3 separate regions of the Homo sapiens genome follow, and regions 1 and 3 are each linked to region 2. The links are chromatin contacts, found by Hi-C or POLR2A ChIA-PET in ENCODE. All regions are on one chromosome and are shown on one strand. The core of a region is the stretch at or near the end of the contact, and the rest is flanking DNA. Distances in the headings are between cores, read along the strand shown.

What was found. A loop is a pair of places that touch in the nucleus more often than their neighbours do. ChIA-PET counts read pairs that join two places held with the same protein, here RNA polymerase II (POLR2A). Pooled maps may share reads with other maps.
Region 1: a pooled map shows a loop between it and region 2 (13-fold over the local background). The contact joins the promoter of IFT20 here to the promoter of WSB1 in region 2. A Hi-C loop is called at or near these places in 7 of 50 pooled maps. POLR2A ChIA-PET finds 5 or more read pairs at or near these places in 4 of 52 experiments (AG04450, H1, MCF 10A and 1 more).
Region 3: a loop to region 2 is called in a pooled map, with 9 times the contacts of the local background. The contact joins the promoter of POLDIP2 here to the promoter of WSB1 in region 2. A Hi-C loop is called at or near these places in 5 of 50 pooled maps. POLR2A ChIA-PET finds 5 or more read pairs at or near these places in 3 of 52 experiments (CD4-positive, alpha-beta T cell, MCF 10A and activated CD8-positive, alpha-beta memory T cell).

What each region holds. Positions count from the first base shown.
Region 1 is chr17:28,333,781-28,336,855 of GRCh38, forward strand. IFT20 (intraflagellar transport 20) reads right to left here and starts at 1,692. Exons shown (of 5, transcript NM_001267776.2): 1 at 1,560-1,692. TNFAIP1 (TNF alpha induced protein 1) reads left to right here and starts at 1,981. Exons shown (of 7, transcript NM_021137.5): 1 at 1,981-2,076. RefSeq lists silencers at 1,389-1,580, 2,074-2,123 and an enhancer at 1,504-2,033.
Region 2 is chr17:27,292,450-27,295,626 of GRCh38, forward strand. WSB1 (WD repeat and SOCS box containing 1) reads left to right here and starts at 1,665. Exons shown (of 9, transcript NM_015626.10): 1 at 1,665-1,986. The coding sequence starts at 1,947. It overlaps MIR4522 (microRNA 4522), which reads right to left and starts at 1,547; the gene lies at 1,461-1,547. RefSeq lists enhancers at 1,394-1,443, 1,814-1,873, 1,884-1,943 and a silencer at 1,484-1,693.
Region 3 is chr17:28,355,609-28,358,776 of GRCh38, forward strand. It overlaps POLDIP2 (DNA polymerase delta interacting protein 2), which reads right to left and starts at 1,919. Exons shown (of 11, transcript NM_015584.5): 1 at 1,680-1,919; 2 at 187-268. The coding sequence starts at 1,840. VMA12 (vacuolar ATPase assembly factor VMA12) reads left to right here and starts at 2,039. Exons shown (of 6, transcript NM_152464.3): 1 at 2,039-2,273. The coding sequence starts at 2,063. RefSeq lists enhancers at 1,319-2,084, 2,197-2,296 and a silencer at 1,617-2,006.

The DNA.
Region 1 (3,075 bases), core at 442-2,941, 1.0 Mb after region 2:
GATAGCCAGACCTGGTGACAGGTGCCTGTAGTCCCAGCTACTTGGGAGGGTAAGCTGGGAGGATCGCTTAAGCCCAGGAGGTGGAGGCTGCAGTGAGCCGTGTTCACACCACTGCACTCCAGCCTGGGCAACAGAGTGAGACCCTGTCTCAAAAAAAAAACCAAAAAATCTGTCTTTCGCAGCTACAGGTCATTAATCTGACCAGCTGCTCCAGAAAGATTGAAGTAACATGAGGGAGCAAATATCTGCTTCAACTTCCACCCCCTTCCCTGAGAGCATGCATTTATTCAGAAACATCCACTCAGTCCCTGCTCTGGGGACAGACTAGTGAAAACAATGCCTCTGGACAGATGGTAAAGAAATAATCACAAATCGTGATATTACTATAAGGAAAAGTACATGGTGCTGTGTGAAGTGCTGCAGGAGGACACAGTTCATGGGGGGCGGACTTGGAGGGGAGGGCCAACAGAGGCCTTCTGAAAAAAATGACACTTAAACAGACCTAAAGACTGTCCAAAAGTATGTCAAGTGAAAGGGGAAGCAAGGCATTGCAGGCAGAAGGAAACACGTATGTGAAGATCCTGAGGCAACAGGAAATTTGATGCATTCCGAGAACAGAGACTGAGCAAGAGAAGGGAACAGAATGAGGCTAGACAGGGAGACAACAGCTGGATCACCGAAGGCTCTGAAAGACGCAGTCATGAGCTTGGATTTTATCAGAAGGGTAATGGGACAGCCAGCGGGTTCTCAGCAGACCAACAAAATCAGACTTAGAAAGATCACTCTTGCTCAGCCTGAGAGAACCGATTGGAGGGAACAAGAGAGGGCAAAGCCCCAAGTACCTTCTTGTTCATCACTCTAACCCTAGCACCTAGCATGGTGCCCACACATAACTGGCACTCAGTAAATGTTTGTGGAATGAATGACCGTGGAAACAGGAGACTATTGCAGTAACCAAGGCTGGCAGCCGAACACAAGTGTTCCGAGTTGAGATGTTTTGTAAGTCGAGGTGATGGGGCTTAGCAATGGACTGACTGAATGTGGGGGTTTGGGGATAAGAGAAAAACAAGTCAGGCATGACTCCCATGAATCTGGCTTGGCCCACCTATCTGATTGGAAGGGCTGGCTTAAAGAGATAGGTAAGATGGAAGAAGAGGTGCAGGGAAAGAGTTCACAGATTATCTACCAACTCCCATCACACGCGTGTCTGAGCATCTGAGCAACACCTGGCCCAAGAGCTGGGACTAAGCTCCCTGAGCATGAGGCGGTGGCATACTTTCTGCGCCCCGGCTCTCCCAGATGCATGCGAGGCACTGCGAGCCGACTCTTTACTATGTAAACTCCCCGAACTTATCCGAGCCGCAGTTTCCTCGTAAGATCGTGGCAAGCATCAACGCATCAAACTCCAGGCCTAAGCTGGGTGTGAAAGCGCCCCCCTGAGAGTGGGGCGGAATTCCCACGTCTCTCCCCGCCCGGTACTGCCTTTCCTCAGGACGCGGGCCTGTCAGGCTCCTCTCGCCCCTGGTCCGCCCGCGTCCCCCGACCCGAGGTCAGCCTACCTGCCGGCCCCGCGGCGGCAGCGCGCTGCAGCCCAGGCTGATGTAGACAGGCAGCTTCTCCTGGGTCAGCGACAGCCGGTACCCAGCCAGCCTGCCACGGCCGCTGCCACGGATACAGAGCCTGTTTACCTATGACGTCACTACCTTCCTGACTCCGGAAGCACTTACAGCCCCCATTCCACAGAGCCTGCTGGGAAACAGAGGCCCGAGGGGAGGCCCGGCCTACAAGACCCAGAAGCCTTAGCGCCGGCAAGGCGGCCAGAAGTAGCTCTGCTCTCTCCGCGAAGACCCTCGGGGGATTCCGCCTCCACCCTTTCCCGGATAGAGCGCTATGCATGCAGGGACTTGTAGTCTCAGGCTCCCCAGCCGGCTGGGCTGGGCAGCACTCCGGGCGGAGTCGACGAGCGCAGGATGTGAGCTCACAGCTTGGGACTGCTGAGGGGCAGGCGGCTGCAGGCTAGGGGCGGCTCGGAGTCCGCTGGCCACCCAGCTGAGAGGAGAGGCGCCCCCGGGGACGGTGAGAGCCGGGCCCGCCGATGCCCTCGGGGAAGGGATGGACGGCCCCTGCTGGAGTAGAGCGAGCCCGGCCGGGTCCTGGGGGAAAAGGCGCGGGCGGCGTAGGGGAGATGGAGAGCTCCGATCTCCCACGGAGGGTGGGCGTGAGAACCGGTGTGGGTTTCTCGGTAGTGAGGAGTGGTCCGGGCTAGAGAAGAGCCCACACCGGCCACATTTCCCAGGACTTTTTGGGTGACGCTTAACCTTTACACCTAGGGTTTCTGCTAGATCCGCCACTCTAGCCCTCAGCTTTCCTCCCGCCGTCCTCCGTGTCTGACGGATTTCTGGGTCCTTCTTCCTTTTAGACCCCTCCTCTTTCCACCTCCGCGGCTGTTTGCCCTTTGTTGTGCTTGGGTTCCCATTAGCTTCGTTGCGTGAGCCACGGATCCGCCCTTAGCCCCGGGCATCCCCAAATATCCACACACAAAGTGCGGAAGGAAGAGCACTGTGGCTATCAGTGGAAACTTCATTCTCACTGGAATTACTTTCTGGGGCGTCACCTGCCACAGAATTCCTGGAACCCATTGGTCTGGGCGGAATGTGATTGACGTCATCCAGGGGCTCAAAGCAATTGCTTTGTAGGAAAGGAAGAGATTAGCTCTGGATCCGCCGACCTCTCTTGGCAGGCCTATCCTTTGAGCTCCTTTGCATTGGCAGAACATGTATGTGTGCTTTCTCTGATCCTGGGAAAACTAGGACTAGACACAAAATACACAGGGAACTTGCTAATACCTGTTAGAGAGGTGGATTTATTCCTTTGAGGTGGGCGGGAAAAGGGAAGGTGATCTCATACCATTCTAGTGTTTCTTAGTCATTGGCAACCTCCTGGTGAGGGCTCACCTCCCATACCCAACCCCTGTGGCAAATGAAAGAGTCTCCCAGACAAGCCGCCAAAGGAATTCACTGCTTCACACAGCACCCACGCTGGCTGTCCACTTCCTTGGACATTCTTCCCAGGGAC
Region 2 (3,177 bases), core at 415-2,914:
CTAACAAAGTGATTTTTTTTTAAAGACGAGGGGCAGGCAGGGCGCAGTAGCTTAACGCCTCTAATCCTAGCACTTTGAGAGGCCGAGGTGGGCAGATCACAAGGTCAGGAGTTCAAGACCAGCCTGGCCAATATCGTGAAACCCCCTCCCTACTAAAAGGATGAAAAAAATTAGCTGGGCGTGGTGGCAGCCACCTGTAGTCCCAGCTACTCGGGAGGCTGAGGCAGGAGAATCGCCTGAACCCGGGAGGCAGAGGTTGCAGTGAGCCGAGTTGGCGCCACTGCACTCTGCTCTGGGAGACAGAGCAAGACTCCGTCTCAAAAAAAAAAATAAATAAATAACCAAAAAAAAAAAAAAGGAGGGGCGATGTTTTATTAAACATTTCGCTATTTGAAGAATTAATACACTCATGCAAAGAAAAGATGAAGTAAACATGCCCTACAGTGTTATCATTTGAGATCTCTTAAAAGCGGCTATGCAGCCGGGCGTGGTGGCTCACGTTGTAATCCCAGCACTTTGGGAGGCTGAGGCGGGCGGATCACTCGAGGCCAGGAGTTCGAGACTAGCCTGGCCAACAGGGTGAAACGCCCTCTGTACTAAAAATACAAAAATTACCCGGGCTTGGTGTCACATGCCTGTACAAATCCCAGCTACTGGGGAGGCTGAGGCAGGAGAATTGCCTGAACCCGGGAAACGGAGGTTGCAGTGAGCCAAGATCACGCCATTGCACCCCAGCCTGGGAGAAGCGAGACTCCGTCTCAAAAAAAAAAAAAAAAAAAAAAAAAAAAGCGGCTATGCAACACTCTACTCTGTCCCATGAATATCTGCCACATATTTGAATTCCCAGTCTTATACGCCCCAGGCCTTTGCAATGTTTAGGGTCCACACGAGAAGCCATTAAAATGCAAATACGTCATCTGTGACCGGGAACCAAGCTGGCATCTAGCAGATACTGACACATTTATCAGTCTGATGTGTGGACAACTAGGTGCCTCCCAGAGGCCTTCAGGTAAGGTGGAGGAAGGGCCAATTCTGAGCTGACACAGTGGGATCCATCTTGGCCAGGACAGTGGGATCCATCTTGGCCAGGACAAAGGCAGTCCAGAGAGGCCCCGCGGCGCGGTGCGGCGCGATCACGCCCGAGTCTCCTTCTCGTTCCCCTCGGCCCTTCCTAAAACCTGCTGGCTCAGGTCTGAACAATCGCAGCTGGACAGGTGGTGCACAACGATGTTAATTTTCATCCTGTCTTTTTCATCAGTGCATCCTTCAGTTCCCTATTACTTGTGGGCTGGGGAGTTGGCCAAATTGAGTGAAAACCTGAAATGTCTTTTTGTTCTTTTGGTTCAGCCAGTTTAAGTTCCATGCAATCTTTAAGCTAGGAGGCTAATAATAATACAATTCTCTGCTTGCCCTTTTCAAAGCCACTTCAGCTTATAAACTCCATATTAGACCATCCAGGCCCAGAAGACGCCACCGGCCTACAGGCAGAGTCAGCGGAACCAGCCTGGGCTGGATCTCCCCCTGCGAGGCCCCCAGGCAACGCCCGCGCCGGGCCGGGGAGATCACGTCCCGTGCGTCGGGAGGCGGGGGCCTCGGGCTGTGACGTCACGTGGCCGCGCCCCTGCCGCCCAGATATCTCCGGCGCCGCCCGCCATTTTGACTCCAGTGTCTCGTTTGCAGTCGGCGCTTTAGGGGAACTGTCTTCCTCCGCAGGCGCGAGGCTGGGTACAGGGTCTATTGTCTGTGGTTGACTCCGTACTTTGGTCTGAGGCCTTCGGGAGCTTTCCCGAGGCAGTTAGCAGAAGCCGCAGCGGCCGCCCCCGCCCGTCTCCTCTGTCCCTGGGCCCGGGAGGGACCAACTTGGCGTCACGCCCCTCAGCGGTCGCCACTCTCTTCTCTGTTGTTGGGTCCGCATCGTATTCCCGGAATCAGACGGTGCCCCATAGATGGCCAGCTTTCCCCCGAGGGTCAACGAGAAAGAGATCGGTGAGGATTGGGACCGTGGGTGGGCGCATGAGGGCCGAGGAGAGGCAGGGACTCCCCGGAGGAGGTTTGGGAGGAAGCGACTCCAAGTCTGAGGGAAGAGCTCCAGTGCGCCAGGGCCAGCCCACTAGCGAGGAGGAGGAAGCCGCCTCGGTGGGAGTTGGCTGAGGGGTAAACGGCACCGACGTGGATGCAGCACCTACTGTGCTCCCTCGCGGTTGCTGTGTGGCTGGGGCGGGCAAGGACCCCGGTTTCTTCGTCGGAGGTCCGCGCAGGGCTCTTGTCCTGGGAGTTCTTGGCTCAGGGCATGACTGTCGAGTGGACAGGGAAGGGCCACTCAGGGACTTTAGGTTTACAATGGGGAAAAGTAAACTTGTGGGTTGTAAGCGGTAATGAAAGGAGGGGGTCCTCGTGTGTACCAACCACTCTTAGATAGAAATGAGATGGAAGAGGTCCCAACAGCCTGGCAAAAGCAATACAGTATTTTTAAAATGGTGTGGCCTTAAGAAACGCAGCGGTTCGGGGGAGGAGACTTTTAGAATTATCTTTCAAACACTTAAGGGAGGAGCTGGGTGGTTGGGTGGAGTGACAGAAGGAAAGCTTTTGTGCGGAAGAGGAAACTCTGGAAAAGGCTTTTCTGGCTTAGTGTCTAGCCCTGGTCGGCTTAGTAAAGGGCAATTAGTGTTGAAGGTTGTGCGTCCACACCTACTTAGTGGCTCAGTGGAAAGCACGTCGCATTATTTAAATCCTCTTTTAAAGTAAAATAACTGGAACAACGTTTGACGGTGTTGGGGGGTGCTGTACATTGGCTGATAACACTTAGCAAACACTGATCTTACTGTGTGAAGTAATAATTAGCTGCGGCCGCTGAGCAGAGAGCATTTACATTTTCCTACTCTTGAAGTGAATGTGTGCCTTTACTAAGTACAAGGAGGAGTTATTTCTAGAGAAGGGAAGAGGCTGAAGTAGCCAAAACGCGCACTATTTTGTATGTGGGTGAATTTTTATATCTAGAAACAGCTGTTTTAGAATTCTGGACTTTTGTTGTCTTAGGGATGATTGATTAGGAAGGGACTTTAACCCTGGTTTTAATAACCATTTTTAAAGATACAAACACAGAAAAAAAAGGGAAAAAATTGTAGCAGAGTTCACACAGAAAAAAGAAAAAAAAAGATGCAAAGAACACAGAATTTG
Region 3 (3,168 bases), core at 669-3,168, 1.1 Mb after region 2:
CAAAAAATAAATAAATAAAATAAATAAATAAAATAAAAAATGAATACAAATTTGATTCTGGAATGGCACCAAACATCAAGGTGGAATGAATGGAACACCATACCATGCAGGCCTGTGACCTAATCTGACTTTTTTCAGAAGCAGAGCACTCTATGAAAATGAAAGATGACCCAGCCCAATACTCACCTGCCCGGTCTCATATTTTCCATTCTGTTTTGGCACCTCAAACACACCAACTGTCTCCAACACTTTGCCCTCTGGTCGGTTTCTGAGTAGGAAGGAAAAGAACAAGCAACAGAAAAGCTGAGAAGGTAATGGTAGTTATCCATAAGAAAAAGCTCCTAGGATACTGAGGGGCCAGGGCGATGACAGCAGAGAAGGGTTTGGGGTAGTGGGACCAGCTGGAGCAGGAAAGGCTTTCCTCCTCCTTGGTGAAAACCTCCACAGTCTCCCAGTGTTAGATGTGACCGCTCCCATACTACTGTCTTCTCTCTTCACTGGGCATTCTTCATATCATGCCCTCACACTCTGCTCAAATGTACCCCTGCCCTTGTTTCTTCCCTAACCCACCCTCCTGACCTCCCACAGCACTTTAACTGTCTTGCTCACTTTTTCAATTTTTTTAGAAGGGGAGTATCTTTTTTTCTTCTTTTCTTACATTTTCTATATCACAAGTCATCAAACAATATCCTGCTCCCTTTACATTTCAGTTGTGTCCATGTCTTATCTTTATTAAATACTGTAAATTCCCTGGGAGCAATGCCTGAGTCTGATTAGCTGGTACTGCCCCCTCAGAGCCTAGTGTACAAGAGGTGCTCAAAAAATATTTGTCCTGTATTATAATTCCATGTCCATCTCCCCCTCTAACCTGTAGCCCTTACATTGCCCTTGAAAAGCTTAAACATCTCTAGATTTCCTACGGCACATCGCTCTCTCAATACCGTTTTTGTTCATATTCTCACAGGGGTCTTAAATTGCAAATAGCTATCATCTCTCCCCAATGTTCAGTGTCTAATATCAGCCACTAAAATGTCAGTCACCACTCTGAACAGGGCTGCTCTTTCTAGGGGCCCTTCAAATAAAGGCTGTTTTTACTGTTTTGAAGATGTGAACTTTATGCTTCCTCCCACTGATCCACCAGCCCATTTGATCCGCCTGTCCCATCCGTGGAAACAGTTTCCACACCATCCCCATGGCCTCAAACCCCCTTCCCCAAGTCACAGATAGAAAATCGATCTCCCCAAAGTCACTTGGAAACCTGGGGCCTACGAGGGTCCACACCCAAGAGTCTCGTTTCCCACCTCTAGCATCTTTCTGAGGCAGACCTTCACCAAATCCAAAGGCTGAGGGTTCAAGCCAATGCCCTAGGGCTGAATTAAAAAGCTTCCCTCTGACATCGGTGCTGGGGACCCCAGCCGGGGAAGTAGGATTCACTTGGGGAGGGTAACCTGTTCCCCCCCAGGGCCAGCCCTGTACAACCAGGGCTCTGGGCCGCGCTGGCTTCCCTGCTCCTGGCACATGTCCCAGACAGCGCAGGTCGGCTCCCTGCTCGGGACCCTCTCCCGGGTCAAACTCCAGTCACCCTCAGCAGGCCCGGGCCCCTGGCCTCCGCACTGGCTAGGAACACGCTCTCTGGGCTCCAGGCCCAGTTCCTCGCGCCCCCTGGCTCCGTCCCTCACCGGGACGAGAGGTGCCTCCGCGTCGTCGTGGTCGACGCTGGCGAGAAGGCTCCAGCTCCGGCCGCCGCACAGAGCGGCCTTGGCCACCGGGCCCCAGTCAGCGACCGGGACCACCAGCGGCTGCCCACGGCCAGGGCCCGCCGGGCTGTACAGGCTGCCATGTCCCGCCCGAGCGCCCGCCCGGCTGCTGACACAGAGCCCGACCCGCGGCCGGGCGGCGTTCCGCCCCAGTCCCACACTGCCCCGCGCGGCGTCCCGGCCCTCTTGGCCCGCCTGGTCCCACCCCGGAGCTCAGAGCAACTTCCGGTGCGCTTAGCGTTACTTCCGGCGCGCGGCGGGCGGAAGTCCGGGTTGGGGTCACCTGACCGGAGAGCCGGCTAGATATGGCGTCCTCTTTGCTTGCGGGCGAGCGATTGGTGCGTGCTTTGGGCCCCGGCGGGGAGCTGGAGCCAGAGCGGCTACCCCGAAAGCTGCGGGCCGAGCTTGAGGCCGCGCTGGGGAAGAAGCACAAGGGCGGTGATAGCTCCAGTGGCCCCCAACGCTTGGTTTCTTTCCGTCTCATCCGGGATCTGCACCAGCATCTGAGAGAAAGGGGTGAGCCCCAGTCTCCAGTCCGGGGTCCCCTCCTTGTGTCCAGATCGATTCCCTCCTGAGGTCTTTTCCCATCATTCCCCTTCTTCTACGGAGCACTCATCTAGACAAGTCAAGAGTCACTCCATAAATCCCAGGGCCACCCACTTTCTTAACTCCCATGGGAATTTCTCGTGGATGACAAATTTGCTTGTGCAGTTTCTGCTCTTTTGAGAGCCCCCTCTTCACTTCCAGGCACACCTAGGCCCAATTCACCCTTGAGAAAGTCTAGGTTTTTACCAAATACAAATATCACAGGTTTTGTCTCTTCTTTTTCTCCACTTTAGGAATCAGCTTAGCATAGTGAGCTTGTAGGAATCCGGATTTCTTTCCACCTCAAAAGCAAGAGTGGTGAAATCTGATACTTTGTTTTGTTTGTTTGTTTTTTTAATATAGGATGGCAAAAGCTGTGTTGAAAGATCTGGCCTGAGAGTAGCATGTGAGTTCCAGTCCTAGCTCTGTCACTAATCCTTTGAAGGAGTCATTTCTCCTCGCTGGGCCTCAGTTCCCTTATGTGTAAAGGGAAGGAACAGGACAAACTAGCACATAAGGTATTTTGCCAGAAGTAACATAGACCAGCCAGAAGTGCAAAGGGTAGACTGCTCAATTATTAGAACTAGAAAGGACCTTAGAAAGAGATTGCCTAGTATTAGTGTCCTCTGAGCATTTAGCATCACTATGACCTAAACTTATTTAGGGAAGAGCTGTTGTGGCCACAGAACTGATCTAACCCAAAGGCACAAGTAAATGGCTTACTTGTTAGTTATAACACTGGCAGGATAATTGAGAGCTGACAGCTAAAGTCACCTGCGCAGCACTGGGAGATACCTACATGGAATTATCCAAAATTCTTTTCAAT